2 separate regions of the Mus musculus genome follow, and region 2 is linked to region 1. Evidence: chromatin loops called from intact Hi-C (ENCODE). Cell type or tissue: left cerebral cortex. All regions are shown on one strand. Each heading gives the region's core, and the rest is flanking DNA. Links, peaks and the distances in the headings are about the cores only.

Region 1 (16,159 bases), core at 2,781-10,780:
TAGGCAGTTACATGGGGAAGCAGGAACTTGGTGGTATCAGGGTATCTTGAGGTCAGGACATCCGGTGCTGACTTAGGGCTGGAACAATCTGTGGTTGTTCTCGGGGCGGTGTGTCGATGGCCCGCTTTTGACCGTCTTTTCTTCTGGGGGGAGAGGCCCAATTCAGAGATCAGGACAATAGCGTTGCCTTAAAAGCTCCCAACATGCTCCTAAACTTCTGGACTAATAACAGATTATTCAATCACTCCTTTGAAGGAAAACTATGCATATTTCACATTCCAAGTCCCCCTAGTGATATCTGTGAGCACAAAGACAGCTGTGCCTCCTATACTGTCTTATGGTGGGCTTTGAGACCTTGCAGAAGCTAGAGACAAAAGATCCTTTCCTACTCAAGAGTTAAGCATCTGCACAACACAGTTTGATCATTTTCTTTACCATCAACAAGTGCAAAGAGAACAGGCTGAGAGGAAGATGCTCAGACTCAAACTGTTGTCTGCAACAGTACATTATCCATGACAATAATAACAACACCCATTTCTCAGTAAATATGAAACCTGCAGACAGAGATAATCATAGTGGCATATGCTTATATTCCCAGGAGGGATTCTAGTTTGGGAGGCTGAAGCAAGAAAATGTGGATTTAAGTTATGCCTGTGACATACAGAGATGCTTTTCTCAAAACACACACACACACACACACACACACACACACACACACACACACACACACACACACACAAAGGAGGGAGAAGAATGAAAACAACAAACAACCAGAACCATGGGCTTGGGAAATGTCCAAAAGAGGGATGAAACTAAACTTGAAGTCTTTCTAAGTCTTACAGTCTTTGTAAGATACACACCTCCCTGTAAGAGACTTGCAATAAAATGTATGCAGCTAGATTAACAGGTCTCCTGGAAGAGCAGGAAGATGGCACATTTGAGACACACAGCACTTTCCTGCACCACCATGAACCTGACACAAAGCATCAAATGTGTGGCTGCTAGGGGAGGGAAGTGATATTTAAAATTGTGGAAGTCACAAACTAAACAACAGAGCCACAAGAAACCTCAAAACACTAAACTTTAAACTTCTCAAAGAAACCAAGGATCCTAACATTGGGTGCTAAAAACATGAGAAGGCAGAGGAGAGTCCCTTTGGTTGGGCTTTAAGCAACAGAGAAAATAAAAGTCTGAATAAGATTCAGAGATGTACAGTCTGCAAAGATATAATTTAAGATAAAAGATCTGTGATCCTCAAAGCAAACAGAATCTGGAGAATAGGACCTCTCCACTACTAGCTCATTTATTGGGGCCTTGGTTGGGAATCTTCTTTAGAAATGTCTTACTGTTAATGTCCAACCTCAGGGCTCATCCCAGCCATTACATACCAACACAGACTGCCAAGTATGCCTGACCTTTCTAGCACCCCTCCCTGTAGCCTCCCCCAGCCTTGAAGCAGGCTGATTCAGGCCTTGCTGCCTCTGAGTATGAGACCACCTGAGGTGGAACCTTCTGACTTAGATGGCTCTATTGTTCTGTCACCTGTGCTTCTCTTCTCCAAGACACTGCTACCTGCTGAGAGGCCCTTGAGACTGCAAGCAATCCAGTAATTTACACCTACTTGCCAAACCAGTTCTGTCTGGCAGATTGCCTACAGGCTGGTGATGGGCATCCAGAATAGATCTGCAGGGAATGGACCTCCCCTCTTTGTAAGCATAGACTCTTAGTAAACTTTGGGGCCTTGAACAGAAACATGTCTTGGACTCCATTATTTCTCTTGCTGTTTCCTTCCATATGAAGGAAGATAAAATATTGTAACTTGTGAGTTGTTTAAGAGCCCACTGCCCCGGTCTGGGACTGAGAACAAAGCAGAACAAGCCCCCAGGCAGGCCAAGGCAGGGCTGTTGATAAGGCATTCCTAAGAACATCTTGGCCGTAAAGATGAAAAGGTATTCAAGGACAAATGGGGCTATATTATCTAAGTCAACACCATCTGGCCGGAATCTCCCCTCTGTCTATTGCCCCTTGGCGCCGGGTAAAAGTCATACATCAACTGGTTGCTATGTGAACAAAGATAAGCCCCCAGCCCACAGGAACAAAGTCCTGATGCACTGTGTTCTTTCTGTTAATGTTTGAATAAGCCAATAGTGTGTCGCTATGCTGAATTCCACACCCCTAAGCCCCTTACCCCATAAAAGCCCCTGGCTTTCAAGCCTCGTGGCCGACATCCGTTATCTCCTGTGTGGGATGTATGTTGGTCTGGAAATCCGTAATTAAACGTCCTCATGTAATTACAGCGAGTGGGTCCTCGTGTTTCTTTGGGTGCTCTCACACTCCCGAGACTAGAGTGGGGGTCCCCGAAAGGGGGCCTTACACATACAGCTCCGGCCTCCCACGCAGGAACCCAGTTAGTGTGGCCGCAGGTGGCTACACCTCCCAACCCCCAAAACTACCTCATGTCCAAAACCAAGGACCCAGTCTAGAATGCTGAGTCCTAATTGTCTCTTGACCAACCTCTGAGTTTCATACTTGTGGCAAATCCTATGTACCAGCTCAGCTACTGTATAATCACAAGACACACAAACAATTGACAAAGTCTACCATGCCCAGTTCTAATCACAAAGAAAACACAAACAATATGAAAGATGATGATAGTATGCTTCCCATCCCTCAAATCTAGAGTTATTTAGATCAACCCTTGGGGCTCTCAGAGTGGACCAAAGAACATAAAGGGGCTGAACCTAGACCTTGCTGCTCCTAGCTGTTCTAGCTGGGCTGCCTTATCTGGCCTCACTGGGAGAGTAAAGACATACTAGCCTCACAGAGACTTGATGTACCAGAGTGGGGGGAGAGGGTGGGTACTCAGGGGGCCTCACCCACTCAGAGGAGAAGGTGAGTGGGTGGGGTAAGGGTTGTGGTAGGGGATGACGGGGAGGGGAGAGTGAGCAGGATGTAAAGTGAAGTAAGAGAAATATTAAATTAAATTAAAACAAAAACAATCCTACCTATCCATGACCATGGAGAACTTTCCATATTCTTATATAGTCTTCAATTTCTTTCTTCAGAGACTTGAAGTACTTGTCATGCAGATCTTTCACTTTCTTAGTTAGAGTTACACCAAGATATTTTATATTATTTATGACTACTGTAAAAGGTGTTGTTTCTCTAACTTCCTTTTTGGTCAGTTTATCATTTGTATAAAGGAGGTTTGTATCCAGCCACATTGCTGAAGCTATTTATCACCTGTAGGAGTTCTCTGTTAGGATTTTGAGGTCACTTAAGTATATTTTCATATCATCCTCAAGTAGTGATATTTTGACTTCTCCCTTTCCAATTCATATCCCCTTGATCTCCTTTTGTTGTCTTATTGCTCTAACTAGAACTTCAGGTACTACATTGAATAGATTTGAAGAGAATGGCAGCCTTGTCACGTCCCTGATTTTAGTAGAATTGCTTTAAGTGTCTCTCCATTTAGCTTGATGTTGGCTATTGGCTTGGTGTATATTGCTTTGATTATATTTAGGTATGTGCCTTGAATCCCTGATCTCGCTAATACTTTTTTTTTAACATAAAGAGGTATTAGATTTTGTCAAAGGCTTTTTCAGCATTTAATGAGATGATCGTGTGATTTTTTCCAGTTTATTTATGTGTTGCATCTGTTGATGGATTTTCATACTGAACCATCACTGCATCCCTGAGAGGGAAGCCTATTTGATCATGATGGATTATGGTTTTGATGTGCTTTAGATTTGGTTTGTGAGTATTTTATTGAGTGTTTTTGTATCAATGTTCATAAGAGAATCCAGTCTGAAGTTCTCTTTCTTGAGTCTTTGTGTGGTTTAGGTATCAGAGTGACTGTGGCTTTATAGAATGAGTCAGGCAGTGTTCCTTCTGTTTCTATTCTGTGGAATAGTTTGAGGAGTATTGCTATTAGCTCTTCTTTGAAAGTCTGGTAGAAATCTACACTAAAATCATCTGTCCCTGTGCTTTTTTTTGAGGGGATGGGGTGGGAGACTTTTCATGACTGCTTCTATTTTCTTAGGAGTTAATGGGCTGTTTAAATAGTTTACCTGGTCTTGATTTAACTTTGTTAAGTGGTATCTATCTAGAAAAATCATACATTTCATTCAGATTTTCAAATCTTGTGGAGTACAAGCTTTTGAAATAAGACCTAAAGATTCCTCAAATTTCTTCAGTGTCTGTTGTTATGTCTCCCTTTTCATTTCTGATTTTCTTTATTTGGATACTGTCTGTCTGTCTTTTGGTTCATTTGGCTAAGGGTTTGTCTATATTGTTTACTTTCTCAAAGAACCAACTCTTGGTTTTGTTGATTCTTTGTATTGTTTTCCTTGTTTTCAATTGATTGCTTTTAGCCCTGGTTCTGATTATTCCCTGCCTTCTATTCCTCTTTAGAGTGCTTGCTTCTTTTTTTTTTTTCTAGAGTTTTCAGGTGTACTTTTAAATTGCTGGTATGAGAACTTTCTAAATGCTTTATGGAGGCACTTAGTGCTATGAACTTTCCTCTTAGCCCTGTTTTAATTGTGTCCCATAAATTTGAGTATGTTGTCTTCATTTTCATTGAATTCTAGATAGTCTTTAATTTCTTTATTTCTTCCCTGATCATTGAGTAGAGAGTTGTTCAGTTTTCCTGAGTGTGTAGGCTTTCTAGTGTTTCTGCTGTTATTGAAGTACAGCTTTAAACCATAGTGGTCTGATAAGATACAAGACGTTATTTTAATTTTCTTTTATCTGTTGAGGCTTGCTTTTTGACCAGTTATGTGGTCAGTTTTGAAGAAGAATTCATGAGGTGCTGCGAAGTGCCGAGAGCCTCCAGGACTGGAGAGGGTAGTGGCAGCAGGCACAAAGTAGGACTCTGGTGTGACTTTAAAGTCTAAGGGTCTCTGGACATTCTAGCTCTCTAACTGTACTGAAATGCTGATGATAACTTCTAAAAAAATCCTAAAATCTTTCTTGCTCTTTCTAAGGGTGAAAAGCTGCTGGCCTAGGGGATTGACACCTGCAGCCTAACAGTGGGGATTAAGTAATGTGGCCTCTGTTCTACCTCAGCAGCAACTGTGCAGCTCTAACTTTCAGCTAATAGGAGTCACAGGACAGAAAAAAGACACTTTGAAAAGTGATTATAGCATCAGTAATAGTGTCAGGCCTTGGAGCCTCACCTTGAGATGGATCCCAAGTTGGTTTCCCTCAGTCTCTTCTCGATTTTTGTCCCTGTAGTTCTTTTAGGCAGGAACAATTCTGAGTCAGAGTTTTTGACTGTGGGACAGCAACCCCATCCCTCCACTTGATGCTCTGTCTCTCTACTGGAGGTGGACTCTACAAATTCCCTCTCCTGAGTGTAGGGTATTTCATCTAAGGTCCCACCCTTGGAGTCTTGAGAGTCTCTCACTTCCCAGGTCTTCAGTACATTCTAGAGAGTTGCTCCACCTCTCACCACACCCCTGTCCCCCTCCCCTCTAGGTTACATATTCCCATTCATTCTTCTGGTCCTCAGGGCTTCTGATGTATAATTTAAGCTTTAGCAATGTTTCTTTTACAAAAAGTGGGTACCCTTGTATTTGGGGCATAGATGCTCGGATTGAAATACCATCTTGGTAGATTTTTCCTCTGATGATTAAGTATAAAGTCTATTATACTTCCCCTTCCCCATTTCTTTAGATAAATTTTGGTTGAAAGTCTATTTTATTATTTATTATAATGGCTATTCCAGCATGCTTCTTGGGTCCATGTGCTTTGAAAACTTTGTTCCAGCCCCTTACTCTGAGGTAGTATCTATCTTTATGCCTGAAATATGTTTCTTGTGTGCAGCAGAATGATGGATCCTGTTTTTATAACCATTCTGTAAGCCTGTGGGTTTTTTTTTTTGTTTGTTTGTTTTTTTAAACTGGGGGATTGAGTCCATTGATGTTGAGAGACTTTATTGTCCAGTGATTGTTATTTTCTTTTATTTTGATGTTGGTGGTTTGTGTGTGTGTGTGTGTGTGTGTGTGTGTGTGTGTGTGTATTTTCCTTGCTTTTGTTGCTATGGAATTACTTATTTCCTCTGTTTTCTTGGATGTAGTTATCCAAGAGAGAGTTTTCCTTCTAGTATTTTCTGTAGGGATGTATTTGTGGATCAATCTTGTTTAAATCTGGTTTTGTCATGGAATATCTTGTTTTCTCCTTCTATGGTGATACAAAGTTTGGCTGGTTAGAGTAGTCTAGGTTTGCATCTGCAGTGTAGGCCCTTCTCACTTTTAGAGTCTCTGTTGAGAAGTACGATGTAATTCTGATAGGTCTGCCTTTGTATGTTACCTGCCCTTTTTCCCTTGTTGCTTTTAATATTCTTTGTTCTGTAGATTTTGTGTTTTGATTATTATATGGGGGGAGGATTTTCTTTATTGGTCCAGTCTAGGTGGTGTAATATAAGCTTCTTGTATGCTTATAGGCATTTCTTTCTTTGGGTTGGGAAGATTTGCTTCTATGATTTTGTCCAAACTATTTTCTGGGCATTGGCGCTGGGACTCTTCACCTTCTTGTATTCCTATTAATCTTAAGAATCACAGATTTTTCATGGTTTCTCAGATTTTGTGTCAGGAATTTTTTAGATTCAATGTTTTCTTTGACTGGTGTATCAATTTCTTCTATTGTATCTCCTACACCTAAGATTCTCTCTTCCATCTCCTGTGTTCTGCTGGTGATGCTTGCATTTGTTGTTCCTGTTCTTTTCCCTAGGTTTTCATCTTCAGGATTCCCTCATTTTGTGTTTTCTTTATTGCTTGTATTTCTACTTTCAGGACTTGAAAATTGTTTTTATTTATTCCCTTCACCATTTTAATTACATTTTCCTGTATATCTTTAAGGGATTTATTTGCTTCCTCTCTAAAGGTCTCTATCATCTTTATAAGATTGGATTTAAGGTCATTTTCTTGTGCTCTGGTTGTGTTAGGATATCCGGGGTTGTCTGTAAAAGGTTATCTATGATCTGAAGGAATCATGTTGTCCTGGCTTTTTTATGGTGATCTTTCAAGGACTTTTACCCATCTGGGTGGCTTTGGTCCCTGGATGTTGCTGTTGTAGTAGGTATTGAGAGGGTATTTAGCCTCAATGGTCCTAGTATGGCAAGTCTCTGATAGGTATCCTTGGGTTGTATGGTTCTAGATCTGCAGGTCTGTATTATTTAGGAGCTGCAGATACAATGAGATAGGCAGAGAAGTGGTGGGAGAATGCAGGTCTTGTGGAATAGCAGGCTACTCAGGGCAACTCTGCTTGATCCAGAAGACTCAACAAGCAGGGGACAAGTACAGATTTTTTTTAAAGAAAGACTTAGTTGTTGGGAGCCATTAAGACAACTCTTGATCTCTGAATTGGGCCTCTCCCCACCCCGAGAAGAAAAGGGAGTCAAAAGCGGGCCACCGATGCACCGCTCAGAGAACAACTACAGATTGTTCCAGCCCTAAGTCAGCGCCCGATGTCCGCCAAGTTCCTGCTTCCCCGTGTAGTCACCAAAAGAAAAATTTCTGCCCCATCCCTCCTGCTGAGGTGCATTTCTGCTGCCCCATTCCTCCTGTTGAGAAGTACTTCCCCTTTTGCTTGTGCATTTAAACCTTGGGCCTGGCTAATACATTGGGGCCTTGATGCAACTCAGAACGTTTCCGTGTTGTTATTCGCACAAGGTTCTCGTCTCTCTCTACCCCCCAATTTGGTTCTTAGGAGAAGGTCCCCTTGAGACCCTCGAATAACTGGATCTGCTAGACGGGTCACTTAGTAATATTTTAGACTTCCTTGGTGTTTGTTGTTATATCCCCCTCTTCTTTTCTGATTTTATTTGGATATTCTCTCTGTGTCTTTTAGTTAGTGTGGCTAATAGTTTGTCTATCTTGTTGATTTACCCAAAGACCCAGCTCTTGGTTTTGTTGATTCTTTGTATTATTCTCTCTGTCTCTCTGTCTCCCCCAACCCAATCCCCCTCTCTCCTATTGACTTCAGCCTTAAGTTTGATCTACTTGTGAGTCTGTTTACTTCTTTCTCTTCTAGTGTTTTCAGGTGTGCCATTAATCTGTTAGTATGGTGTATCTCCAATTCTTTATAAAGGTACTTGGTGCTACGAACTTTCCTCTTACCACTGCTTTCATTGTGTCCCATGAATTTTGGTGTGTTGTTTATTCATTTTTACTGAAGTCTAGGTAGTTTATAATTTCTTTATTTCATCATGACCCAGTAATCATTCAGTATAGAGTTGTTCAATTTCCATGAGTTGTAGGCTTTCTAATGTTTTTGCTATTGCTGAAATCTAGCATTAATCTGTAGTAGTCTGGTAGGATACATGGGGTTACTTCAATTTTCTTGTGTCTGATAAGATTTACCTGTGACTAAGCATGTGGTCAGTTTTAGAGAAATTTCTGTGATGTACTGAGAAGAAGGTATACTCTTTGGTGTTTGAGTGAAATGTTCTGTAGATATCTGGTATCCATTTGATTCATGATGGCTGCAATGTCCAGCATTTCACTATTTAGTTTTTAATATTCTTTATGTTCTATGCGTATAGTGTTTTGACTATTCTGTAATAAAGGGACTTCTTTTTCTGGTCTAATGTATTTGGTAGTCTGGAACATTTTTGTACCATTATAGACATGTCCATCTTTAGATTTAGGTTGAAAGACCTCTATCATGTTCACAAAATCTATTTTGAAGTTCTTGTCTTATGCTTCAGCTACACTGCATTTCTCAGGACCTTCTATAGTAGGGTTTCTGGTCTTTAGTGGAGAGATATCATCGTGGCTATTATTGGTTGTTTTTACTCTGGAATCTAGGCATCTAGATTTGAGATCATTGTAATTCTAGGTGATGGTGTCTGGTCTTGTCTTTGTGGGATGTGTGTCCTGTTCCTTAGTTTCTGTTGCATTCCCTGCTTCTTGGAATAGTGTGGTAACTATAGGTTGACTGCTAAAGAATGCTTCTGAGATCCTGATAGGATAAACCAGGGTTATAGACAGAATGGGTTTCTTGATATTAGGTGCTGGCATGGAGATGGAGATATGCTAAAGGAAGCATGGAGTGACAGGATCCACAATTGGGAAGAAACCAGGCATGCCATCAGGATCTCCTCAGTCCTATGGAAATGGAGACAACAAGGGAGGCGAATCCACAGGAGGTAGTGTGCTCCGGGGCTGGGGATGAGATTGTGGGATTAGATTGGAATAATGCAAATCTGAAAATCACCTACATGCTCTAGCTTTGCTTTCTTCTTTCTTTTCTATGCATTTTTCTCTACTAGAAATCCCGAGTTATAAAAGGGCTGTAGCCCTCTGATAACTTCTCTTTCCGTAGTATTAGGTAGACATTATCTAGATGTCATGCCACCTTTTCTGGTATATTTGGCACAGTATGTCTTACTGGAGATGACATTAAACAGTATGTAGATAATGACTTGTATGTGGAATGGGGACAACTGACCACTTCATTGTTTTCACTGCTCTACTGTGAAATCACTGTGACCCTGTGTGAGAAACCACTGATGTCCTTCAGGGGTAACTCTAATTTTTTCAAATCCTATTTTTAATGATGGTTCTTAAATGCTTTATGTGTACGACCTGCCAGAGGTAGTGGAAAAGAAAGGATACAGGAAAAGTGGACCTGTTTAGAAATGGTCCTTTGGAGCAACTCCTATCTGTGTTGTCTGGAAATCAGCAATTCAGTTCACAGGTTAACAGTGGCAGCTCCATCCACTCACAAACACTTCACAGATATACCAGCAGTACAGTTCAGTAGAGTTGGGATAGCAAACACAAATCAGCATCAGTGGCAATACCTAGTAAAGACAGCCAGGACTTAGCCTAAGCATGAGTCAGCAGGAAGGACCAGCAGGAAAGCCAGGAGAAGTTCTAGGCTGTGCTTCTTTCAGAGAAGCAAAGCTTAGAGAAGACTCTAGACCCACAAGCATTGCACAGCTAGCTCTACCAGAAAGCCAAGCTCAGTCTCCATCTGTCCGTTGAGTTCTATTTATACTCCCTCCAAACATCACATGTCCTCCATGGGTCTTGCCTCACCATGTGTCTTGTGTAGCCCCCCTCGGCCATGTGAACTGGGTTCCCCTGAAAGGTGGGCTGGGGCTGAAAAAGATCAGACAATGAGAAAAGAATGAGGCCAAGACAAACCTTTCTGTTCAAAGCTTCTGAAGTTTACTGAGAATCCGTGCTTATAAAGAGGGAAGGCCTGTCCCCTGCAGCCCATTCTTGGTGCCTGGAGCCAGCCCATAGGCGATCTACAGGACGTGTCTCGGGAATATCTCAAGGACCTCTCAGCAGGAAGTAGAGTCTTGGAGAAGAGCAAATAGAGCCATCAAGGTCAGAAGGCTCTACCCTAGGTAATCTCCTTCTTAGTGGCAGCAAGGTCAAAGTCTGGATCAGCCTGCTTCAAGGCTGAGGGAGGCTACAGTCTTGCCTCAGCATGTGCATCTGTCTTGGCTGACCACTAAAGCTGCAGGTTTTTTGGTACATATCTCTCTATGGAGTCCCAAAGATCGGAGCTCAACAACATATGTAAGATGGACCAATACATGCATGTTGTTAGTGAAGAATCCTTCATCACATGCCCTTTCACATGCTTGTTTAGCAAAACAGCCTTTCATTTATGTCCACTTCAGGAAAATACTTCTTGTGTTTGTCCCAGAAAAACACCATCCAACACAATTGACTTTCCAATGAATCCTTAAATTTCCACTTCATGGGAGTTCTAATTTCCTGTACAAAAATACAGTTGTAGTATCATCTATTTTGTATTCTGCTCTGACCATTTGTTTGACTTTCATCAACTAGAGAAATGTTGGTACACAACACAGACTGCATGCAAACAGGATGATTCAAAAGGAAAATTATCAAAAGTCAGGCTTTCTTTTGCTTCTCAGACTTTATGCTCAGCTGCCCCTGCAGTTTCTGCCACTGTGTCTCTCATAGCACAGTAGTACACAGCCGAATCTATCTCTTGCACTGAGGTTTTCTGCAAGTGGAAGGAAGTGGTTCCTTTATCATATGTAGCTTCAAAACCTCTGCTGCTTCCCTTGTTGTTGGCAGTTGTGACTTGCAGAAGGAGCTGTGGACCTTCTCCAGAATATTGGACATACCAGAAAAGAGTCGGGTACCCTGTGGTTGAATAAGTGCAGTTTATAAATAAGAAGTCGTTTTCTGAAAGGGTCACTTGACCTTGCATCTGGATCACTGAGTCTCCATGGGTCCTCCCTGAAAGAAAAAGATATCTATGTCATAGGTAATTAAATATTTTTCTGACATCATAGAAGAGTGCACTTTCTATTATTTAGTATTTCTGTTCCAAATGTTGCCCTGCCTTCTGCTCCTCCTTACAGAGTTCTTCTCGCCCCCACCCCTTCCCCTCCCCTTTGCCTCTGAGAGGGTATCCTTCCAGGTATTCCCTGGAGGCAGCAAGTCTTTACCCAACCAATGCTTGGCTGTGAGAATCTGTCTTTCTCAGTCAGCAGTTCATAGAGGCTCTCAGAAGACAGATTGGGAAAAGATCTTCATTAACTCTACATCTGATAGAAGGATAATATCTAAATAATATCTAAAACGTATAAAGAACTCTAGAAGTTAAACTCCAAAAACCAAATAATCCAATTAAAAACTGGGGTAAGAGCTAAACAGAGGATTCTCAACAGAAAAAAAAAATCTCAGATGGCAAGAAGCACTTAATGAAATAGTCAACATCCTAAGCCATGCAAATCAAAATGATCCTCTGAGATTCTACCTTACACCAATAAAAATGGTTATGATCAAAAACTCAAGCGACAGCATATGATGGCAAGGATGTGAAGAAAGGAAAACACTCTTCCATTGCTGGTGGGACTACAAACTTGTACAACCACTCTGGAAACCAATCTGATGGTTCCTCTGAAAAAATGGAAATAGTTCTATTGAAGGCCCAGCTATACTGCTTGTGGGCACATATCCAAATGATGTTCCATGATACCCCAAGGACTTGTGCTCTACTATGTTCATAGCAGCTTTATTTATAAGAGTCAGAAACTGGAAGCAACTCAGATGTCCCTTAACAACAACAAAAAAAGGATACAGAAAATGTGGTACATTTACACAATGAAGTGCTATTCAGCTATAAAAATCAAGGACATCATAAATTTTGCAGGCAAATGGATAGATCTAGAAAATACCATCCTGAGTGAAGTAACCCCAACCCAAAATGACATACCTGATGTGTACTCACTGATATGTGTGTATTAGCCAAAAAGTGCAGAATACCCATGATATATCCCCAAAGACTGTAAGAAGTTAAACAAGAAGAAAGGCCCAACCGTGGGGGCTTAAATCCCACTTAGAATGGGGAATAAAATAGTCATGAGAAGCAGAGGGAAGGAGGGTTCTCAATGGGAAAGAAGAGGGCTAGGGAAAAGGAGGCACAGTATAAGGGATGGAGGGAAACAGGGGAGAGGCCCAGGGGGCCAAGAGAATTGGAAAAATAGTGCACTTTTTAAGTCACTTCACTTACCAAGTATAAACAGCATCACAGTCACTAAAGCTGGGGAATTGTTCATCTTCAGTGTCACCAGAGTGATGCTCTCAACTCTTCACATGAAGAAATGATGAAATGGCATCAAATGATGAACCTATGAAGCTTAGAGTTCACACAGATAAGGATCTTGTGTTAGGAAACTCCACCCCCTGGTGGACAGAAACTAAACTAGGGTCTATTGTAACACCTTCCAGAGTAAAAAATGTGCTCTTGTCCTCAGATCATTTATAAGACACATACCAGATTTCAGGTGTCCCTCATCAATCTAAAGAACGTAAACAAGGGCCACTGCATAATCTAAAGACTCAAAATCTAAAGTAACAACACATGTTGGCAGGGATGTGGAGAAACATTCTGATTGGTATAAGGTGAAATCTCATGGTACTTTTGTTTTACATTTCCCTGATGTCAAAGGATGTTGAACATTCTTTAAGTGCTTTTGGGCCATTTGAGATTCCTTTGTTGAGAATTCTTTGTTTGGTTTGGGGGGTCTAACTTCTAGAGACTTTATTTTATGTACATTACATCAATCTAAAGAACTTAAGCAATGGTTAAAACATAAGAATTGACTGTCATCATTCTTAGGATTCTACCTGACATGAAAGTGCTGTAGCAGAGCAACTGATGGATATTCTGGTTTGGGATTTTAACTCGCTGTTGAGCCCTGTAATTTTGAAGTGGAGAAGGCGGTGCATGTCTGACCTGCCACTATGTCAAGCGGCAGCTCCGGTCCTGGCACTGGGGCAGAGCTGGCCCTGTTGCCACAGCTGCTTTTGTCACCACCGCCGCCACCTCGGCCTTTTTCTCAGGCTAGAAAACTCAAACAAGGGTGACGGAGCACCCTGAGCCTTAGCAGGGGGGAAAAATATGACTACTCTGAAAATATGGCTACTCTGGTCGGGACACGTGGAGGCTTGGGGCAAATGTGAATGCGGCCCTCTCTTGAGTTCGCTGTAAGGCTCCCCGCCTATGGTGGCCTCTCACAGTACTATAGCTCTGGGAAACTGTGTCTCAAGGCCCTGCCCCACAGCAGCCAGCAGCTAGTTGGGCCCACGTGGGCCAACAATCTGGGAGGATGAGAAAAATGACTTTACAATAATGTTTTTTTCTGGCCAAAGAATTGTTTTGGGCACAGCTAATATTTAATTACCAATGAATATAATTAATAATAATTATAAAAGCTTTCTTATTTTTTGCAAAACCTTTTGTAGTAAACTAAAACCCTAAGTAATAAAAAGATATTGTCTCTGAATCTTTTGGGTGAGATCAAGGATTTAAGGTAAATTTTTCTTGAGAAGCATTAGTTAATAAAACATTTTTCACTTAGGAAACAATATACACTGAAAGATTCAAACTCTTAGCTTCTTGTATAGAAGCAGAGACAATAAAAATTTTTCTTACATAATGTAAAGCTATATTAGCCACACCTAGAGGCAAAATTTTCCAGTGATTACCAGTTCACTAGAAGCAAACCCTTTATCATTCAAGGGGAAAAACAAAAAAAAAAAAAAAACAAAAACAAAAAACGAACCTTTAGACCTATAATAACCTTACATGAAGTAGGCAAGCCAGATTGTAATGCCTTTATAAGTTCTACAGTCTGATTGACCCTTTTATAAACTTTGAATTAGAACTTTATTTAGAACAACATCTGGATAGATCTGCAACACTGTTCTTTTAGCTAAAACAAAATTCCCCTGGAGGCAGGGAGAGGCAAGTTTCAAGAGCTTCCTTAGGCACCGTTTGCAAGACAAAAGAAAGTAACACAAGCCCTGTTGAGGCTGCTCTGAGCTTTGTATGGCTGTATGGCCACAGAGAGCTGTATTAGTGCTCTCATAAGATGATTACTCTTGTAATAATCTTAATTAACAATATATGGGTGAGTAGAAAATCTTAAATTTGCGATCAAACTGCAAGCTGCAGTCAATGGAACACTTGGAGTTTTAACCATAATTTTCAAGTTTCTTTTGCAACGTTAGGATAATATCTACAACCTTGGGAAAGCAAAACCCAAGTTTAAAACAATTTATCATCTTTAAAATCAATATTAGAAGCATTACTATCATGTTACAAAGTTTGGCTGCCAATTGATACCTATGAATACATGTAAGTTTTAATGCTTTAATAAAGAGACATTGCTTTAAATCTTATCTTTAGTTTTACGTTTTAGGATAGGAATCACATTAATTATTATCTCAACTAGAAATATCTTTAGAGGCCCAGCCTCTTGGCCTGCCTTATGCCACGTGTTGGAAAGGCATTAAACTTGAGTTATCAATTTTAAGACTAACCATCTGTAGCAATGTAACAATTATTAATCTTAACCCATAACTTATTAGCTGATAGTGAAAACACATAGAGCACATTACCAATAAAAAAAAAAAGACAAATGGAGCAGTTACATTTAGACCAATTAGAGAATATTAATTTTTCTAGCTACAATCATAGAATAAAAAGCACCTTATCATTTGCCAAACACATTAATCACAATTGTAGAGAACCCTCCAGGAAAAAACCATTTATCAGCTTTTTTACCCCAAAACTAAGAGGCTGTAGATTCTCTCTTTTTTTTTTTTTTTTTTCTATAACGAACAGTTTTTTCTAGCAGGGGCCCTCCTGCCATGTGTCTGTTTTCTTGTTGAAGCACGTGGCAGCTCTCAGCTTTGCAGATAAAGTATTTAGCTATCTTTATTATCTAACATAAAACATAGAACATTCATTCATACAGACTGGACACAAACATACATGAATTAAACATGTGAACAGATTGGTGTACCAGACATTAGACAAGACACAAAATGGGCAGAGTACTTCTTCTGTAAAGCCCAGAGAGAACAAAGCAAGGCACTCCTGAAATTTCTCTCTGCGTTTTGGGACATTTTCCTCCCTCATGATGCAGTCCGCCTATTATTAATTTCCTTTTAATAAACCCTTTCTTTTTCACACCTAAAAATGTAGCTTCTAGGAGCTATGGCTAACTGCCTGTTACGTTCCTAGCTCCTGATAAGCCTCACTGCTGAACATAAGTGAATTAGCGCTCAGGTTAAACGCTGTTTCAACTTAGCCCATAACGACCTTCTCTGGTATGAATTTCCTTTAATTATTTTCTTCTTCTTTCATGGAGCTCCAAACCAGCAGTGCTTCTTCCAAATGTCCTCTGCCATTTCTCAGTCCCGTGTGGGCACCAGATCTGTTGTGTCCAGTCAGCGGTTCACATATCTGGGTTCTGTTCTGAGAAAGCATCTGAAAGAGAAGAGGGAGCTAGGTGGTATGAGAGAAAGATGAAACCAAGACAGTCATTCTGATCAAGGTTCAATTTTAATGTCAGCAAACACGCTTTATAAAGAAGAGGGGAGGCCCATTTCTAGCCAAGTAAAGTTCTTTTGAAGTAGACAGATCAACCTTTTAGTGGGAACTCGCGAAAATAACAGTTCGGTGCTAACTCTGGAAAATCTTGGAAGAGAACCTGTTAGCCTCAGGCAGGTTGGGCCTCAGACAGGTAGTGGCACATCAAAGGAGCAACACAGCAGGTGGCTCCACTTAAGTGGCAGATGGTCACAGCCAGCCTTGCTAGGCTGGAAGGAGGTAACATTTATTATTTTTATTAATCGTGGTATTCATT
Region 2 (16,159 bases), core at 3,807-11,806, 710 kb after region 1:
TCAGCAGCAGTGGCAATATCTAGTAAAGACATCCAGGACTTAGCCTAAGCATGAGTCAGCAGGAAGGACCAGCAGGAAAGCCAGGAGAAGTTCTAGGCTGTGCTTCTTTCAGAGAAGCAAAGCTTAGAGAAGACTCTAGACCCACAAGCATTGCACAGCTAGCTCTACCAGAAAGCCAAGCTCAGTCTCCATCTGTCCATTGAGTTCTATTTATACTCCCTCCAAACATCACATGTCCTCCATGGGTCTTGCCTCACCATGGGTCTTGCCTCACCATGTGTCTTGTGTAGCCCCCCTCGGCCATGTGAACTGGTTTCCCCTGAAAGGTGGGCTGGGGCTGAAAAAGATCAGATAATGAGAAAAGAATGAGGCCAAGACAAACCTTTCTGTTCAAAGCTTCTGAAGTTTACTGAGAATCTGTGCTTATAAAGAGGGAAGGCCTGTCCCCCGCAGCCCATTCTTGGTGCCTGGAGCCAGCCCATAGGCGATCTACAGAATGTGTCTCGGGAATATCTCAAGGACCTCTCAGCAGGAAGTAGAGTCTTGGAGAAGAGCAAATAGAGCTATCAAGGTCAGAAGGCTCTACCCTAGGTAATCTCCTTCTTAGTGGCAGCAAGGTCAAAGTCTGGATCAGCCTGCTTCAAGGCTGAGGGAGGCTACAGTCTTGCCTCAGCATGTGCATCTGTCTTGGCTGACCACTAAAGCGGCAGGTTTTTTGGTACATATCTCTCTATGGAGTCCCAAAGATCAGAGCTCAACAACATATGTAAGATGGACCAATACATGCATGTTGTTAGTGAAGAATCCTTCATCACATGCCCTTTCACATGCTTGTTTAGCAAAACAGACTTTCATTTATGTCCACTTCAGGAAAATACTTCTTGTGTTTGTCCCAGAAAAACACCATCCAACACAACTGACTTTCCAACGAATCCTTAAATTTCCACTTCATGGGAGTTCTAATTTCCTGTACAAAAATACAGTTGTAGTATCATCTATTTTGTATTCTGCTCTGACCATTTGTTTGACTTTCATCAACTAGAGAAATGTTGGTACACAACACAGACTGCATGCAAGCAGGATGATTCAAAAGGGAAATTATCAAAAGTCAGGCTTTCTTTTGCTTCTCAGACTTTATGCTCAGCTGCCCCTGCAGTTTCTGCCACTGTGTCACTCATAGCACAGTAGTACACAGCCGAATCTATCTCTTGCACTGAGGTTTTCTGCAAGTGGAAGGAAGTGGTTCCTTTATCATATGTAGCTTCAAAACCTCTGCTGCTTCCCTTGTTGTTGGCAGTTGTGACTTGCAGAAGGAGCTGTGGACCTTCTCCAGAATATTGGACATACCAGAAAAGAGTCGGGTACCCTGTGGTTGAATAAGTGCAGTTTATAAATAAGAAGTCGTTTTCTGAAAGGGTCACTTGACCTTGCATCTGGATCACTGAGTCTCCATGGGTCCTCCCTGAAAGAAAAAAGATATCTATGTCATAGGTAATTAAATATTTTTCTGACATCATAGAAGAGTGCACTTTCTATTATTTAGTATTTCTGTTCCAAATGTTGCCCTGCCTTCTGGTCCTCCTTACAGAGTTCTTCTCACCCCCACCCCTTCCCCTCCCCTTTGCCTCTGAGAGGGTATCCTTCCAGGTATTCCCTGGAGGCAGCAAGTCTTTACCCAACCAACGCTTGGCTGTGAGAATCTGTCTTTCTCAGTCAGCAGTTCATAGAGGCTCTCAGAAGACAGATTGGGAAAAGATCTTCATTAACTCTACATCTGATAGAAGGATAATATCTAAATAATATCTAAAACGTATAAAGAACTCTAGAAGTTAAACTCCAAAAACCAAATAATCCAATTAAAAACTGGGGTAAGAGCTAAACAGAGGATTCTCAACAGAAAAGAAAAAAATCTCAGATGGCAAGAAGCACTTAATGAAATAGTCAACATCCTAAGCCATGCAAATCAAAATGATCCTCTGAGATTCTACCTTACACCAATAAAAATGGTTATGATCAAAAACTCAAGTGACAGCATATGCTGGCAAGGATGTGAAGAAAGGAAAACACTCTTCCATTGCTGGTGGGACTACAAACTTGTACAACCACTCTGGAAACCAATCTGATGGTTCCTCTGAAAAATGGAAATAGTTCTATTGAAGGCTATACTGCTCGTGGGCACATATCCAAACGATGTTCCATGATACCCCAAGGACTTGTGCTCTACTATGTTCATAGCAGCTTTAGTCATAAGAGTCAGAAACTGGAAGCAACTCAGATGTCCCTTAACAACAACAAAAAAAAGATACAGAAAATGTGGTACATTTACACAATAAGTGCTATTCAGCTATAAAAATCAAGGACATCATAAATTTTGCAGGCAAATGGATAGATCTAGAAAATATCATCCTGAGTGAAGTAACCCCAACCCAAAATGACATACCTGATGTTTACTCACTGATAGTGTATATTAGCCAAAAAGTGCAGAATACCCATGATACACCCCCAAAGACCGTAAGAAGTTAAACAAGAAGAAAGGCCCAACCATGGGGGCTTAAATCCCACTTAGAATGGGGAATAAAATAGTCATGAGAAGCAGAGGGAAGGAGGGTCCTCAATGGAAAAGAAGAAGGCTAGGGAAAAGGAGGCACAGTATAAGGGATAGAGGGAAACAGGAGAGAGGCCCAGGGGGCCAAGAGAATTGGAAAAATAGTGCACTTTTTAAGTCACTTCACTTACCAAGTATAAACAGCATCACAGTCACTAAAGCTGGGGAATTGTTCATCTTCAGTGTCACCAGAGTGATGGTCTCAACTTTTCACATGAAGAAATGATGAAATGGCATCAAATGATGAACCTATGAAGCTTAGAGTTCACACAGATAAGGATCTTGTGTTAGGAAACTCCACCCCCTGGTGGACAGAAACTAAACTAGGGTCTATTGTAACACCTTCCAGAGTCAAAAATGTGCTCTTGTCCTCAGATCATTTATAAGACACATACCAGATTTCAGGTGTCCCTCATCAATCTAAAGAACGTAAACAAGGGCCACTGCATAATCTAAAGACTCAAAATCTAAAGTAACAACACATGTTGGCAGGGATGTGGAGAAACATTCTGATTGGTATAAGGTGAAATCTCATGGTCCTTTTGTTTTACATTTCCCTGATGTCAAAGGATGTTGAACATTCTTTAAGTGCTTTTGGGCCATTCGAGATTCCTTTGTTGAGAATTCTTTGTTTGGTTTGGGGGGTCTAACTTCTAGAGACTTTATTTTATGTACATTACATCAATCTAAAGAACTTAAGCAATGGTTAAAACATAAGAATTGACTGTCATCATTCTTATGATTCTACCTGACATGAAAGAGTTGTAGCAGAGCAACTGATGGATATTCTGGTTTGGGATTTACCATATGATAAACTGAATGGCAAGATATAGGTTTTACCAATTTATTTTCACTGATCCAAACTAGTAGTAGGATACTATATGGCCTTGGACTGATGGCTTAGCACTTAAAAGCACTTGTTGCTCTCTCAGAGGACTGAGTTTTGGTTTGCAGAACCAAACTCAGTGGTTCAAAACAATCTGTTAACTACAGTTCCACAGGAACTGATCCCCTCTTGTGACCTCTCTGGGCAACAGGTACACACATGATACATAAACACAAATGAAGGCAAGCCATCCATGTACATAAAATAAGAGTGAATACTTTTTAAATTTTCTTTATTTGTTGTGTCCGGTCAGTGGTTCACATGTCTGGGTTCTGTTCTGAGAAAGCATCTTAGAATCTGAAAGAGAAGAGGGAGCTAGGTGGCACGAGAGAAAGATGAAACCAAGACAGTCATTCTGATCAAGGTTCAATTTTAATGTCAGCAAACACGCTTTATAAGAAAGAGGGGAGGCCCATTTCTAGCCAAGTAAAGTTCTTTTGAAGTAGACAGATTAACCTTTTAGTGGGAACTCATGAAGATAACAGTTCGGTGCTAACTCTGGAAAATCTTGGAAGAGAACCGGTTAGCCTCAGACAGGTAGTGGCACATCAAAGGAGCAGCACAGCAGGTGGCTCCGCTTAAGCAGTGGATGGACACAGCCAGCCTTGCTAGGCTGGAAGGAGGTAACATTTCCCCCCTTTAAATAATATTAAACAAAACTGGACTGAGGCAAAAAATTTATTTATGCTCTATAATTCTGCCTGAATTCTTAGGGTCTAATGAATGAAGAAACCTGTCTCAGTGAGAGTCCCTAACTTTTCTTATGGTAAACCCTTATTTGGATAAGACTGTCCTTTCTGTCCTAGTAACTTCTTTGCTGAATTCCTACTGAATTTCACGGTCATACTAGGACCTTGGAACTCTGGTGAAGACTTAACTATATCAGGATTTGATTTTAAAAAGCACTATAATAAGATAACACTAAAGGAGAGCACGTGGATCTTCCTCTGCATTCTTGGATGACAGGCGGGGAACAGGGAGGAGGGAATGACGACCAGCTCCATAGTACAAGGCCAATTGGCTTTTTAGGGTGGGAGGCAGTGAAGGGCTTGCCCTTCTAACGGTATGGTCTCCAACCTCTCTCTTCCCCTATTAATTAAGTTTAATAGGGCCACGCTAAACTTAGGTGATCAAATGATTTTCTCATCCGTAGATGAGTGGGCTTTAACCATGGCTTGGGGGGAAACTGACCCGATTTTTCCCGTGGGTGCTATCACGACCCACACTTGTGGCTCTTGGTATCTTTTGGGGAAGGGAGGCAGAGCCTTAGAAAGATATTTTTGGTTGTAACTGGAACTAGATACCAACCTCTATCCAAACCGGGTGTATCTCACAGGGAACCCAGAAATGGTCAAGCTGGACCTTCTCCTGCAGTAAATTTTTGCACCCAAGCAGTACCCGTACTGTATTCGTATGATCATGAATCATTATGCACAGTTTTGAGTACTGTGCAGCTCTTAAAGGAGAATTGTCAACCTCAGATTTAGCAAGGCCTCGACAAGAATTATGTCACTAGTAACACCACAATTTGTGGCTCTTAGGCTATATTAGGAGCTGGAGGTCATCCTCCTCATCTCTGTTATTCCCACAGCCTGAGGAACTAAGGGGACCTTGCAATAACAGCAAGGGTGGAAAACCAGGCACCAGCTAAGGGACTAAGCCCGTCTATCAGAATAAAAACCAATCTCTTTTAGTATATGAAATTTCTACCTTTTTAGCTCTCATAGCAAACCTAAATTTAAAGTCAGACCAAAAGCCACAATATGTCTTTAGAATGAAAAGAACAGCTGCCTCTAGCGTGCTCTAGGGGGTGGGGATGCATGCCCCTGCAATCCGGCTGAAGGTGTTGATTGACCTGCTTGAAAGACAAAAATCTTAGACAATGAAGAGTAACATCACAAAGCTTCTTTTGGGGAAGTCCAGGTACTTTATTCAGTAGCAAATTAGTAAGGCTCAAGCTCAGTCTCTGGACTGGTTTTAGAATTAGTAAAAAGGCCAGAGATTCTCTGGAAGTGGAGGATGTGCTCTGAATTAACTTTGCTAGGTAATTAAGAATTTTAGTTAACTACAATATGAATTTCTAATAGTGGACTAAATATTAGACCAGTCTAAGATTGAGTTAGAATGACTGGTCACAATGAAGAAACGAGAAAAATCATTATGACTCTATTAAATGACTAATCTTACTAAGTCAGAATATACAGTCTCTGATGTACTATTGCCATAAAGTTAAAAGGCTTGAAGCTAGTCTAAACTCGAAAAATGGTAAGCAAGGATGGATTTAAAACATGTACTCAATTTAGTTTCCTAGTTACTTTAATCAGGACACTGAGTCAACTTACCTGCCAGCTCATCATATGAATTAACCATCATGCTTTTGCAGCGTTCTGTGGAGAGAACCTGTTTTTCTCTTCCCTAATAAGGCAGCTGTTTAGGATCAATCTATAAGCCAATAAGTAGATCCTTTTAAGATACTATAAAGCATTTATTAAATTCTTTGACATTTAAGTTTCAAAATTTGAAAATAAAGTTATGATTTAAATAGTGTGCATGGGAATGCACTAAATAGTATGTATGGGGATAAAATTTCTCCCTTTTTTGTCTATTAAGAAGTTAAAGTTTTGAAGTTTCACAATATCTAATCTTTTGAATTAATAACTTGTTGACAAAACATTTTAAATACTTGGCTGTAAAGGGTCAGTGACTAATTGCACTTTCAATTATTTCTCTTAAGGAGCGGTTGTAACTAGAAAGCTTGAAAAGTTATTAAGAGTCACATATGGATAATTTATTTATTTATTAACTAGAAATAAGAACATTCATTTGTAGCAAATTATTAAGTAAAAGTCCTCAAGAATTAACACTATTATGTGGAAACAAGTAGTAACTGAGGACACTAAAAGGAAAGAATTATACATGCACAATTTTTAAGAATACTAAAATATTATCTTAAACCATAACTGTTATGAATATATAAAGAACGAGGTTATATATTTAATCTACCTTATATGTATGACCTATAGACTGTCTGAGATATAAATTTAGCCTGGCATTATTTTAAAATGTCCAGGCAGTTTAGAACAATTTAATAAATGCCTAAAAACTGCCTTCTTAAAAGGACAGCATTATTTTTATGAGTTGTATATGCATAAGCAATTGCAAATTTGAGAATTAATAGCATCTGAGGGACGAACAATCTTAAGCAATTTTGAGCTCTGAGATATAACATTGACTATTAATATACAAATTAAGGTTTGATTTTTCAGCAATTAAAAACACCATCTACAGCACACAACTAGATTATTTGTGCTGAAACAGGGGAAACTTAAGAGACTAAGCATGTGATCTAATTTACATTTACTTACGTCTCATATTGGGGTTGTTATTAAACACAATAATTGGGATGTATGCATTCATGAATTTATAGAAGATATGAAAGCATGTATAAAAACAATTTTTAACTTATATTTGGGATATTGATTGTTAATCTATTTAAAAAGATGGTATGTAATAGGTCAATTATTAATATTTCGTAATAACCAAATTAATTGCTGTTTGGAACAAGGAACAGACACTTATGTTTTTAAGACACAATTTTTGTTATAGGTTTTCTAAAATACACGAATATACTTTATAATTTTTTATTAGTATCATAGTGATTATAATAGGATGATGAAACTGTGTTTTGAGTTGAGTGCTACCTCAGCCCCGCCCATCTGCCTTGTTGTGGCTTTGTGGTCTAGGGCCTGACACCCACAGGGTACTTGGGGCGGTGTTTGCCCTAAGTCCTCTTTAGCCCTGGCCACCTGACACCCTGGCATGTGGAGTCACTCTGAAAAGAACTCTGGATTTTAACTCGCTGTTGAGCCCTGTAATTTTGAAGTGGAGAAGGCGGTGCGCGTCTGACGTGCCACTATGTCAAGCTGCAGCTCCGGTCCTGGCACTGGGGCAGAGCTGGCCCTGTTGCCACAGCCACTTTTGTCACCACCACCACCACCTTGGCCTTTTTCTCAGGCTAGAAAACTCAAACAAGGGTGGCAGAGCACCCTGGGCCTTAGCGGGGGTGGGGGTGGGGGGTAGGAATATGACTACTCTGAAAATATGGCTACTCTGGTCGGGACACGTGGAGGCTTGGGACAAATGTGAATGTGGCCCTCTCTTGAGTTTGCTGTAAGGCTGCCCGCCTATGGTGGTCTCTCACAGTACTATAGCTCTGGGAAACTGTGTCTCAAGGCCCTGCCCCGCAGCAGCCAGCAGCTAGTTGGGCCCAAGTGGGCCAAAGATCTGGGAGGATGAGAAAAATGACTTTACAATAATGTTTTTTCTGGCCAAAGAATTGTTTTGGGCACAGCTAATATTTAATTACCAATGAATATAATTAATAATAATTATAAAAGCTTTCTTATTTTTTGCAAAACCTTTTGTAGTAAACTAAAACCCTAAGTAATAAAAAGATATTGTCTCTGAATCTTTTGGGTGAGAGCAAGGATTTAAGGTAAATTTTTCTTGAGAAGCATTAGTTAATAAAACATTTTTCACTTAGGAAACAATATACACTGAAAGATTCAAACTCTTAGCTTCTTGTATAGAAGCAGAGACAATAAAAATTTTTCTTACATAATGTAAAGCTATATTAGCCACACCTAGAGACAAAATTTTCCAGTGATTACCAGTTCACTAGAAGCAAACCCTTTATCATTCAAGGGGAAAAAAAAAAACAAACCTTTAGACCTATAATAACCTTACATGAAGTAGGCAAGCCAGATTGTAATGCCTTTATAAGTTCTACAGTCTGATTGACCCTTTTATAAACTTTGAATTAGAACTTTATTTAGAACAACATCTGGATAGATCTGCAACATTCATTTAGCTAAAACAAAATTCCCCTGGAGGCAGGGAGAGGCAAGTTTCAAGAGCTTCCTTAGGCACCGTTTGCAAGACAAAAGAAAGTAACACAAGCCCTGTTGAGGCTGCTCTGAGCTTTGTATGGCTGTATGGCCACAGAGAGCTGTATTAGTGCTCTCATAAGATGATTACTCTTGTAATAATCTTAATTAACAATATATGGGTAAGAAGAAAATCTTAAATTTGCGATCAAACTGCAAGCTGCAGTCAATGGAACACTTGGAGTTTTAACCATAATTTTCAAGTTTCTTTTGCAACGTTAGGATAATATCTACAACCTTGGGAAAGCAAAACCCAAGTTTAAAACAATTTATCATCTTTAAAATCAATATTAGAAGCATTACTATCATGTTACAAAGTTTGGCTGCCAATTGATACCTATAAATACATGTAAGTTTTAATGCTTTAATAAAGAGACATTGCTTTAAATCTTATCTTTAATTTTACGTTTTAGGATAGGAATCACATTAATTATTATCTCAACTAGAAATATCTTTAGAGACCCAGCCTCTTGGCCTGCCTTATACCACGTGTTGGAAAGACATTAAACTTGAGTTATCAATTTTAAGACTAACCATCTGTAGCAATGTAACAATTATTAATCTTAACCATAACTTATTAGCTGATAGTGAAAACACATAGAGCACATTACCAATAAAAAAAAACCAAATGGAGCAGTTACATTTAGACCAATTAGAGAATATTAATTTTTCTAGCTACAATCATAGAATAAAAAGCACCTTATCATTTGCCAAACACATTAATCACGATTGTAGAGAACCCTCCAGGAGAAAACCATTTATCAGCTTTTTTACCCCAAAACTAAGAGGCTGTAGACTCTCTCTCTCTCTCTCTCTCTCTCTCTCTCTCTCTCTCTCTCTCTCTCTCTCTCTCTCTCTCTCTCATTCTCTCTCTCTTTTTTTTCTATAATGAACAGTTTTTCTAGCCGGGGGCCCTCCTGCCATGTGTCTGTTTTCTGGTTGAAGTACGTGGCAGCTCTCAGCTTTGCAGATAAAGTATTTTAGCTATCTTTATTATCTAACATAAAACATAGAACATTCATTTATACAGACTGGACACAAACATACATGAATTGAACACGTGAACAGATTGGTGTACCAGACATTAGACAAAACACAAAAGGGGCAGAGTACTTCTTCTGTAAAGCCCAGAGAGAACAAAGCAAGGCACTCCTGAAATTTCTCTCTGCTTTTTGGGACATTTTCCTCCCTCATGATGCAGTCCGCCTGATTATTAATTTCCTTTTAATAAACCCTTTCTTTTTCACACCTAAAAATGTAGCTTCTGGGAGCTACAGCTAACTGCCTGTTACGTTCCTAGCTCCTGATAAGCCTCACTGCTGAACCTAAGTGAATTAGCGCTCAGGTTAAACGCTGTTTCAACTTAGCCCATAACGACCTTCTCTGGTATGAATTTCCTTTAATTATTTTCTTCTTCTTTCATGGAGCTCCAAACCAGCAGTGCTTCTTCCAAATGTCCTCTGCCATTTCTCAGCCCCGTGTGGGCACCAGATATGTTGTGTCCAGTCAGCAGTTCACATGTCTGGGTTCTGTTCTGAGAAAGCATCTTAGAATCTGAAAGAGAAGAGGGAGCTAGGTGGCACGAGAGAAAGATGAAACCAAGATAGTCATTCTGATCAAGGTTCAATTTTAATGTCAGCAAACAAGCTTTATAAAGAAGAGGGGAGGCCCATTTCTAGCCAAGTAAAGTTCTTTTGAAGTAGACAGATCAACCTTTTAGTGGGAACTCTCGAAAATAACAGTTCGGTGCTAACTCTGGAAAATCTTGGAAGAGAACCGGTTAGCCTCACGCAGGTTGGGCCTCCGGCAGGTAGTGGCACATCAAAGGAGCAACACAGCAGGTGGCTCCACTTAAGTGGCAGATGGTCACAGCCAGCCTTGCTAGGCTGGAAGGAGGTAACATTTATTATTTTTATTAATCGTTGTATTCATTTACATTTCAAATGATAGCTCCCTTCCTAGTTACCTCTCCACAGCCCCCCATCCCAAACCCTTCCTTCCCCCTCCCCTTTGCCACCCACTTACCCACTCCCACCTCACCAGTCTAGCATCTCCCTAGGCTGGGGCATCAAATCTCCACAGGACCAAGGGCCTCCCCTCCTACTGATGTCACATAAGGTCACCCTCTGCAACATATATATCTGGAGCCATGCATCCCTCCATGTATACTCTTTGGTTCGTGGTTTAGTCTCTGGGAGCTCTGATAAAGATATTATAAAATTAAAGAATTATAAATTGGCTCTGAGAATGTGTAATCATTACAATCTGCTCTGTTTACCATCTAGAAATTTAAAATATGGGTTTGTGCTGCCCATTTAGTTAGGAGTTCGTTGGTGTCTTGAAACAATGTCTGCAGATTAACTGCACCGGACAGTCACAGCAGAGGAGTTATGGCTGGCATGCTGGGCTCATTGGTTATACCACACTCTGCATCAAATGTAGACTGACATATTCTTAGCTCTTTTCTTCAAATGTCTGTGAATAGTGGTGCCTGTTTTTAGGGAACACAAAGCTGACTATTATTTGAGATTGGTGAGGCATCTGTGGCTCTTCCTTGAGGACTTGTAGAGAGCACCCAAGCAGCCAGCTCACCTCTTCAGAAAAGCTTGTTCCTCAAGTGTTAAAGCTTTCCACTCATAAGTCTGTCTTTCATGGCTACCATGTTTCTGTGGGAGAGCCTTCTGTCATTCAATTTGGTCTTGGTAATTTTTCCTCATTGACAGAATTTGTCTTCTCACAAAGCTGTTCTTTCTCACCTTTGCCCACATCTTTTTCCTAGTTCTTGATATTTTATGTGTACATAAAATGTTTATATTTTATGAACATTTATAATAACTGTCACAAATATTTGACTGTGTGTGTGCTATAGCTGTGTCAGAGGCATCCTTCTGTGTGTTTATTCCTGTATACACGTGTTACTTTCATGAATAATTAAGTTATTTATTTGCTTTACATCACTACCTCCCCTTCCTCTACTCCTCCAAATTCTCCTCTCATCTTCCCTCTCCTGGATCTATCCCTCCACCCTTTCTTCTCAGCAATGGGAGGCTGCCCATGGAAGTCAAGCAACCTTGGCATATCAAGTTACAGTAAGACTATAAGTTACATCTTATCCTATTGAGGCTAGACAAGGCAGCCCAGTTAGAGGAAAGGGAATCCATGGGTAGTCAAGAGAGTCAGAAAAAGCCCCTGCTCCTAATGTTAGAAGTACCCTCCCATGAAGACCAAGATACATAACTGTTACATATGTGCAGAGGCCCTAGGTCAGTCCCATGCATGCCCTCTGGCTGCCTATTCAGTCTTTGTGAGCGCTTATGGACCCCGGTTAGTTGATTCTGTAGATTTCTTTATGGTGTCCTTAACCCTCTGACTACTTCAATCCTTCCTCTCTCTCTCTCTTTCACAGGATTCCCCAAGATCCACCTAATATTTGGCTGTGGGACTCTGCATCAATTTCCATCAGTTCCTAGGTAATTCTCTCTGATGACAGTTATGCTAGGATCCAGTCTGAAAGTATAGCAGAATATTACTAATAGTGTCTGGGTTGACTCCCTTTCATGGCAAGAGCCTCAAGCTAAGCCAGTCTCTCAATTTATGCCCCATCTTTACCCCTGTATATCTTGTAGGCAGGACAAATTGTGCATCAAGAATTTTGAGGCTGGATTGGTGTCCCAGTCTCTCCATTGGAAGTCTTGACTGGTTACAGGAGATAGTCATTTCAGGTTCCATATCACCGATTACTAAGAGTCTTAGCTAGGTCACCCTCATATATTTCTGGGAGTTTTCATTGTTCTATATTTCTGGATCACTCCACAATATTTCCAGTTGTCTCTGCCAGTACTCTCTCTCTCTCCATCCTCCTCCCAAATTGATCCTGCCTACTCCCATCCACACCAACTCCAACACCTAGTCCTCTTCCTCCATTGACCACCCATGCACCCTGAAATATATGCTATTTCCCCTACTCAGAGTGATCCAAACATTCATTCCTCTTGGGCTTTCCTTGTTACTTATCTTCTTTGATCTGTGTATAGTATAGCATGGTTATCCTGTTCTTTATGGTTAATACCCACTTATAATTTATTACATACCATGTTGTCTTTCTGGGTCTGGGTTACTTTACTCAGGGTGATCTTTTATACTTCCATCCATTTCTCTGATAATTTCACATCATTATTTTTAATAGCTGAGTAATACTTCAATGTGAAAATGTACCACATCTTCTTTATCCATTCTTTGATGGAGGAACATCTAGGTTGTTCCAGTTTGGGGTTATTATATCTAAAGCTGTTATGAACATAGTTGAGTTGGACACCTTGTCGTATGGTGGAGGCTTTTTGGGGGTATATGTCCAGGAGTGGTGCAGCTGGATCTTGAGGAAGAACTATCCTCAATCTTATAGGAAACTGCCAAATGGATTTCCAAAGTAGTTGCACAAATTTGCATTCCCACCAGCAATAGAGGAGTATTTCCCCTGCTCCACATCCTCACCAGCATTAACTGTCATTTGTGGTTTTTATCTTGGTCATTGTGAATGGTATAAGATGGAATCTCCGAGTTAGTTTGATTTGCACTTCCCTGATGATTAAGGGCATTGAACATTTCTTTGTTTTTCAGACATTAGAGATTCCTTTGTTGAGAAGTCTCTAGTTTTTTAATTGAGTCATTTGGTTAGTTGATGTCTAGTTTCTTGAGTTCTCTAAATATTTTTAATATTAGCCCTGTTTCAGATATAGGGTTGGTGAAGATCATTCCCATTATATAAGCTGCTATTTTGTCCTTTTGATAGTATCCTTTTCCTTACAGAAGCTTTTATGTTTCATGAGGTTCCATTGATTAATTGTTGATCTTAGTGCCTGAGCAATTAGTTCAGGAAGTTGTTTCCTCTGCCAAAATTGGTTCAAGGCTATCCCCTACTTTCTCTTCTATCAAGTTTAGAGTATCTGGTTTGTGTTGAGGTCTTTGGTCTACTTGGACTTGAGTTTTGTGCATAGTAATAAATATGGATCTTTTTGCATTATTCTACATGCATATATCCAGTAAGACCAGCAACATTTGTTGAAAATGCTTTCTTTTTTCCATTGTTTTGGCTTCTTTGTCAAAAATCAAGTATCTACCAACCCACCCAGAAAACTTTTGACCCAAACTTTGTTTAGTCTACAAAAAATGCAGGGACAGAGATGGAGCAGAAAGTGAGGAAATGGCCAACCAATAAGTGGCCCAATTTGAAAACTATTCTATGGGTAATCACAAATCCCCAACATTATTAATGATACTCTGTTATGCTTGCAGACAGGATCAAGTTGTCCTCTGAGGGGCTTCACCCAGCAGCTGACTGAAACAGATGCAGGTACCCACATCCAAACATTGGACAGAGCTCAGGGACTCTATGGAAGAGTTAGGAGAAATTGAAGACCCTGAAGGGAATAGGAATTCTACAGGAAGACCAACAGAGTCAACTAACCTGGACCATTGAGGGCTCTATAAGACTGAGCCACTGACAAAAGAGTATACACAGGCTGGAGCTAGAAGATGCACATATGTAGAAGATGCACTCAGTCTTCATGTGGGCCCCCCAACAACTGGAGCTGGGGATGTTCCTAAAGCTCTTGCCTGTCTGTAGAATCTGTTGTCCAAGAGAGCTGCCTTGTCTGGCCTCAGTGGGAGAGGGTGTGTCTAATCATATAAAGATTGGATGCACACAGGATGAAGGGATATCCAGAGAGCTCCCTATCCTCTCAGAGAAAAAGAGGAGAGAGGTTGGGAAGGGACTCTAGGAGGGGAGACTGGGAGAGGAGCAGCAGTTGGGATGTAAAAATGAATGAATAGATAGATAGATAGATAGATAGATAGATAGATAGATAGATAGATAGGGGGAAAACCAGGTGTCCAAAAGTGTGAGGGTTTATTTTTTATTTTTCAGTTCCATTCCATTAATCATCATCCCCTTCTTCTGTATTATTCTCCATCCCCCTTCCCTACAATGAATTTCTTTTTCCCATTTACCTTATCAAGTCACACGTATCCAGTAATTCCCCTTTAACTTCCTCTAACTAACTAACTAACTAACTAACTAACTAACTAACTAACTATATATATATATATATATATATATATATATATATATATATATATATATATATGGTGGAGCCTAGTCCCAGTGCATACATCTTCGAAAATTCCCACACCTAAGGCTCAGGAAACAGTGCAAAGGAAGAGTAGAAAGATCATGTGAGCCAGTTAATCTGGAGAATGTGTTTCCTTGTAAACTCAGAAGCTATATCCATGAATTCTTACCAATATGAATACACAAACATGGACACTGATGAAATGACAAAAAAGTACACAATGCCTTAACCTTACACAAAGGACTATAGTATAGGTAAGTGAGTAATGTTTGAATCAGGAGAGGTGATACTCCACAAAGAATAGCACACTGATTGTCCAGTGCCAGATGTACATTCATGAAATACACATACATATAACAATATATGCACTGAAAAGTTTATATCTAGGAACATATACATATATACATATAAAATGTTATCCTTGAAGCAACTTCTTTCTCAAGTTGCCTAATTGGATGTGGTCTGGTGCTCTTCAGAAATGTAAAAATTTAAACTTAATTTTTGACAGTTTCTGAATTTGAGAAAGGACCAAGCTGACACAAGCTCTTACAGCTGTTATGCACTGTGGGGATATCGGCAGACCCATCTAGTGAATTAGTTGCAGACACATGCTTTATTAAATCTAGGTTTGATGATTGTAGAGGAACAAGTTTTTCTGAAATGAGTTAACTACTCTTACAAATGAGTTTTGTGTAAATCTTCTTTTGTTGTGAACATTAACTTACAGAGCAGTGATTTAATACTTCCTCAGACTTTATTTTGTAAGTTGTGGATATCTGATAAAGTAAAAGTGATTTTATGATTTGTGTCTTTGTAACTGTTTATGGTTGTGAAGAGATAGCATAACCAACCATGACCAACTTATTAAAGAATTTAATTTAACTTATTAAAGAATTTAAATTGGTACTCACCTAAAGTTTTAGAGGGATTGCCTGTAACCCCACCCCCACCCCAGCCTGAAGCAGGCTGATCCGGACCTTGACCTTCGAACAATTCCCACCACTATTATGGGTGGGAGAATTGCAGCAGGTGGCATGGTGCTAGAGAAGTATCTGAGAGCTTTTCCATCCCAGTCAGTAGGCATCAGACAGAGAAAGAAATGCCTGGTGAGGACTTTTTAAACCTCAAAGTCCACTTCCAGTGACATACCTCCTCCAACACTTCCTCCAACAAGTTCACACCTCCTAATGCTTCCCAGTTCATCAGCTGGGAATGAAGCATGCAAATATATGAGCCCATGGGGGCAACTTTCATTCAAACCATAATTTGTATGTAATTCAGAAGTCTTATCCATTCAGTTGATCGTGGTGTCTTCAATTACAAGAAAATGTAACTTATATGAACTCAAAGCAATTGAAATAGTTTGCACAAGACCTACACAAGCTCAAAATTCCCACAAAAGCTACACAAAATTCCAGCATGGGGGACTGGGCACAACACCCATTTATAGCTAAGGATATAGTGCCACCTCTTATCTACTATGAGTGCAAGAGTCTGTTTTCTTTACAGGTTTGGTCCAGTAGGTCAACCACATTCCAGTGAAGTGAAAGATTCTAATAGCTCTCTCCAAGATGCTCTATAGCAGCATATAGGC

Evidence for each region. Peaks named below come from ENCODE experiments on the same cell type or tissue, not always from the same donor. Only the 100,000 strongest peaks of a DNase experiment are listed, where the experiment ranks them.
Region 2: a loop joins it to region 1, with 10 times the contacts of the local background. A loop is called at or near these places in 10 of 42 quality-filtered maps.

The regions. Positions count from the first base shown.
Region 1 is chr14:53,425,161-53,441,319 of GRCm38, reverse strand. It overlaps Tcra and Trav6-3. Among named protein-coding and RNA genes, the nearest start is that of Gm30214, 390 kb to the right of the region's middle. In left cerebral cortex, for the core only: no CTCF peak of the experiment used is centred there; no DNase peak of the experiment used is centred there.
Region 2 is chr14:52,711,931-52,728,089 of GRCm38, reverse strand. It overlaps Tcra and Trav6d-3. Among named protein-coding and RNA genes, the nearest start is that of Gm36448, 180 kb to the right of the region's middle. In left cerebral cortex, for the core only: no CTCF peak of the experiment used is centred there; a DNase peak (open chromatin) is centred at 7,337.